3 separate regions of the Homo sapiens genome follow, and regions 1 and 3 are each linked to region 2. A link is an interaction called in ENCODE POLR2A ChIA-PET data of the cell type or tissue named here. Cell type or tissue: OCI-LY7. All regions are shown on one strand. Region 1 overlaps DLEU2 (deleted in lymphocytic leukemia 2). Region 2 overlaps RNASEH2B (ribonuclease H2 subunit B). Region 3 has its middle 41 kb from the start of C13orf42.

The links. ChIA-PET counts read pairs that join two places held together with the same protein. Peaks named below come from ENCODE experiments on the same cell type or tissue, not always from the same donor. Only the 100,000 strongest peaks of a DNase experiment are listed, where the experiment ranks them.
Region 1: POLR2A ChIA-PET joins it to region 2 with 11 read pairs; 11 of 35 experiments call an interaction of 5 or more read pairs at or near these places.
Region 3: POLR2A ChIA-PET joins it to region 2 with 15 read pairs; 3 of 35 experiments call an interaction of 5 or more read pairs at or near these places.

What each region holds. Positions count from the first base shown.
Region 1 is chr13:50,084,204-50,086,703 of GRCh38, forward strand. All of the region lies in intron 1 of DLEU2 (deleted in lymphocytic leukemia 2), which reads right to left. All of the region lies in intron 2 of DLEU1 (deleted in lymphocytic leukemia 1), which reads left to right. Among named protein-coding and RNA genes, the nearest start is that of DLEU1, 3.3 kb to the left of the region's middle. In OCI-LY7, CTCF peaks have their summits at 973 (motif pointing right) and 1,174; a DNase peak (open chromatin) is centred at 948; H3K4me3 peaks cover 1,483 bases; H3K27ac peaks cover 1,257 bases.
Region 2 is chr13:50,915,581-50,918,080 of GRCh38, forward strand. The region is part of intron 1 of RNASEH2B (ribonuclease H2 subunit B); the gene reads left to right. Among named protein-coding and RNA genes, the nearest start is that of RNASEH2B-AS1, 6.1 kb to the left of the region's middle. RefSeq lists an enhancer at 1,611-1,760. In OCI-LY7, CTCF peaks have their summits at 199 and 400; DNase peaks (open chromatin) are centred at 191 and 1,371; H3K4me3 peaks cover 2,081 bases; H3K27ac peaks cover 2,341 bases.
Region 3 is chr13:51,068,671-51,071,170 of GRCh38, forward strand. No RefSeq gene overlaps it. Among named protein-coding and RNA genes, the nearest start is that of C13orf42, 41 kb to the right of the region's middle. In OCI-LY7, CTCF peaks have their summits at 1,567 (motif pointing left) and 1,790; a DNase peak (open chromatin) is centred at 1,531.

The DNA of each region.
Region 1 (2,500 bases), 830 kb before region 2:
CCCATGTAGCTGGGATTACAGGTGCGCGCCACCACGCCCGGCTAATTTTTGTATTTTTAGTAGAGACGGGGTTTCACCATGTTGGTCAGGCTGGTCTCCAACTCCTGACCTCGTGATCTGTCTGCCTTTGCCTCCCAAAGTGCTGGGATTATAGGCGTGAGCCACCGCGCTGGGCGGGGTTAGCATTCTTATTCAAGAGCTCCTTAAAATGATAAATCAAACTGACAAATGATTTTTCCCAAATATGAATAATGATCCCTGTTAGGCAAATAAGGATGTTAATTTATTTTACCATCTCATAAGAATAATACCTGGAAATGGAATAGATTTATTGCTTTTTCTGATTGTTAAGGTTAAAAAACCGAGGCCCATCTAAAATATATATAAAGTAAAAATCATCCAAATTTCTAGCATTCAGGGATAACCACATATTGTTTGTACTTTAAAAATATAATGTACCTGTGGGGACAATCAGCTAGGGGGGGTCTGGATAAGTGGTATATTTGGGAGACATGTGTAAAATTGTACTAGAACTTACAAATAGGTAAGTAGCACAATCTGGTTTCCTCACTGTAGAATTTTTTATCTTAGTCCCCTTTTAGATATAATATGTCAAGAGAATTCTAAAGTGATGATGATAAATGATAACATTTATTGAAGACCTAATATGTGTCAGACACTGGGCTAAGCATGTACATGCATTTTTCCATCGAATCATCATGTAACTCATTAAGTGGGTGCAATTATCTCTATTTTGCAGAGACTAAAGTTTATGTGTAAGTCACTTTTAGAAGATTTAAGTCTAATTGTGTTTAAAGTCTTATTTAAGAAAAAATCTTTCATGAAAGCTTCTTGATTTGCTAAAATGGGAGAAAACAAAATCAACTAACATACAGTAGTTCCTATGCCTGAACAGAGAGCCCGATTGTAAAAAACGGTCTTTTGAAAACTAAGAATTTTATATTTGACCACAAGGGGGTGCAAATTCCTGAGTTAAATTTCAAAGGAAAAACGGGAAAAGTGCTTTTACTTTAGACCATCAAATTCGTGGGTTAAAACTAGTAAGAATTCCTGCCTGGAACTTTAATACCCTACAAAGTAATGTACTTTATAAGAAGAAAGAACTCAATTACTTAGGTGCTCAATTAGGGCAGAAGTGTCAGCTTGCTTTCTTCAATACAGTCAAGAGTTAATCATCCCTCCCCCACCCCTTTCCACTCACAGTTAGTTTGTGTCTCTGCATACCCCTCTTTACTTGTCAATAAGAGTAGAACTGAAGTCATAATTTAAAATCTGGGGTTTTGCTCTTGGAAACTGAAATGCAATCACCAGCTAATGGATGCTAAATATGGGTAGTGTGAAGAACAGAGGTCTTGTAATTTCTATGCTTTTTTTCCCTCCTGCTGAAGTTTATAATGAGTAAGCTACAACTGATGCAATGTTGGCTTCAACATATTAACTTATTTAGATAAAACTGTGAAAGCTATAGGTCTGTTCATCTTTCAAGAAAGAATGCAGGCCGGGCGCGGTGGCTCACGCCTGTAATCCCAGCACTTTGGGAGGCCGAGGCAGGCGGATCACGAGGTCAGGAGATCGAGACCATCCTGGCTAACATGGTGAAACCCCGTCTCTACTAAAAATACAAAAAAATTAGCTGAGCGTGGTGGCAGGCGCCTGTAGTCCCAGCTACTCGGGAGGCTGAGGCAGGAGAATGGCATGAACCTGGGAGGCGGAGCTTGCAGTGAGCCGAGATCGCGCCACTGCACTCCAGCCTGGGCCACTGAGCAAGACTCTGTCTCGAGAAAAAAAAAAGAAAGAAAGAATGCAGACAGTACCTTGAAAACAGTATATACTACTGAATGTATTAAAAACTTTGCTTAGCAGGGTTTTCAACTTCCTTTTATTTTCGTGTTGGTCTTGTTTCTCTGAGATGGGACTTAATTTAAAAAATACAACTTTTTTTGGAAATAATTTCAAATTTACAAAAAGTTACAATATTAAAAAGAGTTCAAAGAACATCTATATCATTTGCTTGCTCTTGTACATGGGTGAGTTTTCTTTTTCTCTCTCTCTCCATATACACAGTCTATAAAAAACACACAGAGGAAAAATACAAGAAAAAAACTTTCAACCCATATCAAGGTTTTATGATTATAGTTAAAAATATACATATCAAAAAGTCAAACTAAAATTTTGCAGTGTTGACACTGCCAAACTATTCTTTTAAGGAACATTGGTGTTCTATCAGCTAGTCCAGTGATTTTTGTTTTTTTAAGAGACAGGGTCTCTCTATATTGCCCAGGCTGGCTTCAAACTCCTGGACTCAAGTGATCGTCCATTCAGCCTTACAAGTAGCAGGGACTGTAGGCAAGTGCCACTGCACCCAGCTCAGTGATTCTTAAACTTTGAAAATGTGTTGAAAGTTATAGACCCTTTCTCTAGAATCATGCATGTATGTGAATAGTTTGCATATAGTTTCAGAGGTGGATGATGGTCCATG
Region 2 (2,500 bases):
GAGAGAGTCCAAGTGTGTTTTCCCTGAGTGGCCATTTCGCTTCTCAGTGTGGGCACCTCAGCCTTCTGCTTCAGAGCACAACCTCCAAACAGTAGAGCATGTCACGTAGGATTTCCAGGCCTTTATTCAGAGCTACCTTTATGACTTCCTTGTCTAAGGATGACTGTTTGCTAAAGCAGAATGGGCCACCCCGTGGCAAGGGGATGTAAGGGATTTGGGGCTGCATGTTCTAGTCCCTGTTTCATTATCTGTCCCCGAAACAGCTAAGCTGGAGGCTGGCTTACTCCTCCGAGGGCCTAGGTCTCAACATTTGGTAAGGCTCTCCTGCATGATTGGCTACCTTTGCCTGATTGTTTTTAAAGATTTTTTGTTATTGTTGTTGCCTTTTAACCTTCTTTTGACCAGTTAACTCTACATTTACACGTTTTTCTCACAGTGGTTTTTTTTTTTGATAACTTTAAATAATTAGAATAATAATATTTACCCAGTATAGAAATTCTAGTAATATGGGGAAAAAAATAAAGAATAAAATAATTTGTCCATCATCCTCACCCAAAATAAAAATTTTGGAGATATTTCTTTCCAGTTTTTTCATGTTGTTTACATTACAAAATGAATTCCAATCTTCTTAAATTTTTTTTTCTTATTTTTCTATTTTTGCCTTTATTTCATTGTTTACCCTTACTACTTATTTAATGTAACACTAAAACACTCAGGGAGATTGGGGTTACATAAAAGTTTATATGGTGCTGTTCTACATAAAATTGGAGAAAGTTCAGTTGATTTAATAGAGGTAGGGGCTGTTTTTTTCCTCTTAATTTTGATAAGGACAGAAACTCACACAGTGATATGAAACAAGTTGACAAAGAGAATTTGTATTTTAGGCTTTGAACATTGAAGAGGTGTAATACTTATTGCTTCAGACAGTAGACAGTACATATTTGGAATGGGTTATCTTTGAAAGTGGATAAAGATTGAAAATACAAATAGGTGCAAAAGAGGTAAAGATACATTTACAGAGCTGTATTGGACCCAATGGCAAACTAGGATGTTTCAAAAGCCATTCAAAGCAGGTTACATTTTTGAGGACAACCATAGCCTCCTGCAAACATCCCTTGGTGTGCTTTCCTGAAACCGGATACTGGTTTGAATAGCCTGTGAGTCTGCCTTAGTATGGAAATTGCCATTTTTTAATGTGGGGTCAGTGCACCTGGGTTGTGTGTTACAAAATCAAACATGAACTTCTTTGGGAGTTCCTTAGCAGGTTCACATCCTCCCAGGAAGGAGCAGGGGTGGTGGAGAGCATAGGACATCTGGCCCTAGGGTGTTGCAGCAGCAGGAGTCCAGGGTTTCTGCCTCTCTGAGTGTTAACTTCCTCTTCTCAAACTAACTTCCTGCATTTAGTGAAAAACTGGTTTCACGTGATTCCCAAGCTGCAGATCCCCCCAGTGTCTGCTGGGAGGGGTCTCTCCTCTTAGTTCCAGTTTGAAACCTTTCAAAACAGCCTTCTGACTGGTCCTGCTGTGGTCACATGCAGTCCCACCCTCCACCACCTATTGTAGCCAGGGAGGGGCAGGCTGTAAGCACAAGGTGGGAGAGGAGGAGGACAAAGTGGGCACTTGAGGCTAAAGAGTGCTTTTCTGGAAGAAGGAAAGGGTACAGGATAGACAGCAGAGGAACTAGCTACCACGTCGTTTCACCAGTGGGACTCTGAGCTCTGGCCAGAAACCTCAGCCACTCATGAGCTGTCTTGCCTATGGCCAACATTAGGGGTTTCTCAGTTGCTGGTAGTCTGTTTGACTGGCTTGTATATAGGTATAGCAGAGGTTTATTTGTATGGAGAATTGGGTTCTAGTTGTAACTTGTACTTGCCTTCATTTAGTCAAAGTTTGTATAATTTTTAGGAAGCCCAGCTTCTAGGCCTGCAACTTCTAGCTGTTATAACTTTGCAAAACACTTTCATATAATTGTATTTGACCCTCTTGATGACCTTGGGAAGCAGTTAAGGCAGGCTTTATTATCACCATTTTGCATATCAGGAAACCAAGACTCAGAGAAGTCAAGTAATCTGTCAACATACAATAGAAATCCAGTGGCAGAGACTGTCAGCTCTCTCAAGTCCTTTTCCAGGACTCCTGCATGTGCCAGAGGCCACTCTGCTGACTGAATAATGATGCCTCACCACTGTGGGAGAGGCCAGAGGACCAGGAAAGGCTGGTCTCAAACTGCTCTCAGTTTGATGACTAGGGACCAGACATACCTCCTTCCCTGGAACCAAACCTGGTTGCTCTCAGTCACCCCAATCAGGTCTGTCTTTTCTAGCACTCCACAATTTTTCCTGCTTCCCACATAGTTCATGCTCCATCCATGCTCCATCTCAGTATGTTTGCTGGTCTTTGTGGCTCTGAGTTGGCTGTGAACCTGAATATTTTTACTAGCTTCTTCACCAGTGCACAGGCTGTTCCTAGAAACATGGTTGTTGATAGGGACAGCCCTGAAA
Region 3 (2,500 bases), 150 kb after region 2:
CAGTCTACCTCAGACTGCCTGGCTTCTGAGCCGCTGCTGGCTTTCTTTCCAAGGCCTACATCAGCAGAGGAAGGTGTCCCCGGACACAAGACAGGGTGTGGCTGAAGCTGGGCTCCCAGAGGCCCGTCTGTTAAAAAATACGCCCCCACCCCCCACCCCCCAGGCCTGCCAGGTCTCTGAAATTCTCATTCCTTTTAGCTACAACTTGGGAAACTTCTGACAGAATAAAAATATATTCCTTTGGCTGAACAGATTAGCTAGTATTCACCTAAGAAGGAAAAGGACATAGAACAGTTCAACTTTGATGTGTGTGCTTCAGAGGGACTGAGAGGATCAATTTCCACATCAGTCCAAGGCATAGAGTGCTCTCTGAGAGGCAGGCTCTGCAGAGGGAGGTCTCCATCACCTAGGGACCGCAGAGGCACAGAATGAAAGAGTTCAGCTTTACTCGTGTGGCAGGTGGTACTGGGATGGCCTTGAGTTTTCTCCCTTGGTAGGATTAATATCTCATTGAAAGATGTCTTGAGGCTGGGATAACCTGGCTAAAGGTGGAGCTATGATAAACAGCCAGATCTCTTTTGGCATATTTGCGTATTAGAAACTTTAGTATGCAGCAACAACTGAGTCAGCTATCAGTAAGAATCTTCAGGAAAAAAATAACCAGAAGACAGGGCGGTTTGTTTTCCTAAATGTTCATAGTAAGTGCTTGTACTCTTTTCATGCCAGCTGTAATAATAATCACTCACTTTCACCAAGCCTCACAATATGCCTGGCACAAAGCACTTTCCATGTTTTAGAATGAGCCACATGAAATTGCCATTTTTTACAGGTCAAAGACTTTAGAATTGAACGAACTGAACCACTTGCATTTCGTTCTACTTAATATTAATTCAGCCTTACCACAATCCTATAGTGTAGGTCCTATTATCATAAACACCCTTGACTGATGGGAGCATTGAGGTGAAGAGACATGAAGTAGCTTCCTTGAGGCTCCAAAACTAGTTAGTGTCAGAGCTGGTATTCACAACCAGGCCTATGTCCTATATCACCTTCAAGAGAAGAATAAAACTAGCTGCTGTTAACCCCTCTCTTTTTTCTGGAAGAGGTTTAGGCCTGTCTTGGAGTCAGACAATATCTTCAGAAAAAAAATCTCTTTTTCCAGGAATGTCAAAACTCTGGCTTATGTGAGCCCATTTTATTTCATCAGCCACACTGGAAAGTGAGGTTTGATTCACACATGTGGTTGAGTACAATGTTGTGAAAAACACCTGAAAATGGGCTCTGAATGTGGAATTCTGAATCCTTTGATTTCAGACAAGAGGTCCTTTGATTTCCCCTTAGGATGGATGAAACCAGCAAGAACTGAGGCATTTCCTACAGGGTGGTAACCAGCTAGTGAACCCAGCTCACCTCCTCAATTGCTAACGGCCCCATACTCGTTGACAATGATATCTGTGTATTCTAAGAACTAGAGGGCAGGGCTCTTTCCTTTTCAGTTTGATTTTCAAATCTTCAGCGATGCATTAAGAGGACCAGCGGGATTGCTGAGCGTAAAGCGCCACCGTGTGGCCAAAGCCCCACATGCCAACAGGACGCTGTGTAAGTCATTCCCGCAGGAAGGGAGGCAGGAGGTGTGTGGCTCTGAAGACTCACAAATCCTGACCAGGTGCAGGATCATGGCTCAGAGGACTGGGCTCAAGTCTGAGTCTTCACCCTGCAACTGGTACTTGAGGTCTGGAGTAATCATGAAAAAGTCCTCTGTCTTTCCCAAGTGATAGTGCCCCTCAGTGTAAAATGAGGCTACAACCTTCTCCAGGTGCAGTGGTCCCAGAACTGCAAAGAGAATATACATCTGACTTTGTACATTATGTACAGAACCCAGGCAAGAATGGAGGTGAGGTCTCGCAACACTGGCACTCGAGGTAAGGGCTCCTCAAGACCAAAGTCAACAATCTTCAAATCTAACCTAATCTATACTTCCATTTGATAAAGGAAAAGTTGCAAATAAACCAGGTGATCTGGGGACTATATATAAGGAGGCATGACAAAAAAGGATTGTTACATTGTAACCAACTGAATGTAACTTGCAGATTTATGTATTTTGAGAGCCCTAATAATAATAATAATATGAACTGAATATTTATTGTGCTTACTCTGCCAGACACCAGGCCAAGGGCTTTATGTGCATTATGCTATCAGGTGCTCATGAGGGTCCCATGAGCCCAATCTTAACCACAAGTCGGTGCAGTGCTGTCTTCTTCAAAACAGCTTTCTCAGGAGACTGTACTTCCTCCAATTGAAACATTTTGAGAATTTCTCTTTTACAGCTACTTTCAGAGTGTGTGGCACAATTTTTGAATATCCTAAGTGATAGCAAATCAACATTCTTTCATTATGACAATAGTTAACAGTTACTATCTACCAGGCACTTTAACAGGTGTAAATTCATTTAACCTTCACCATGACACTATATGTTAGGAAATGTTATTATCGTGCCCAA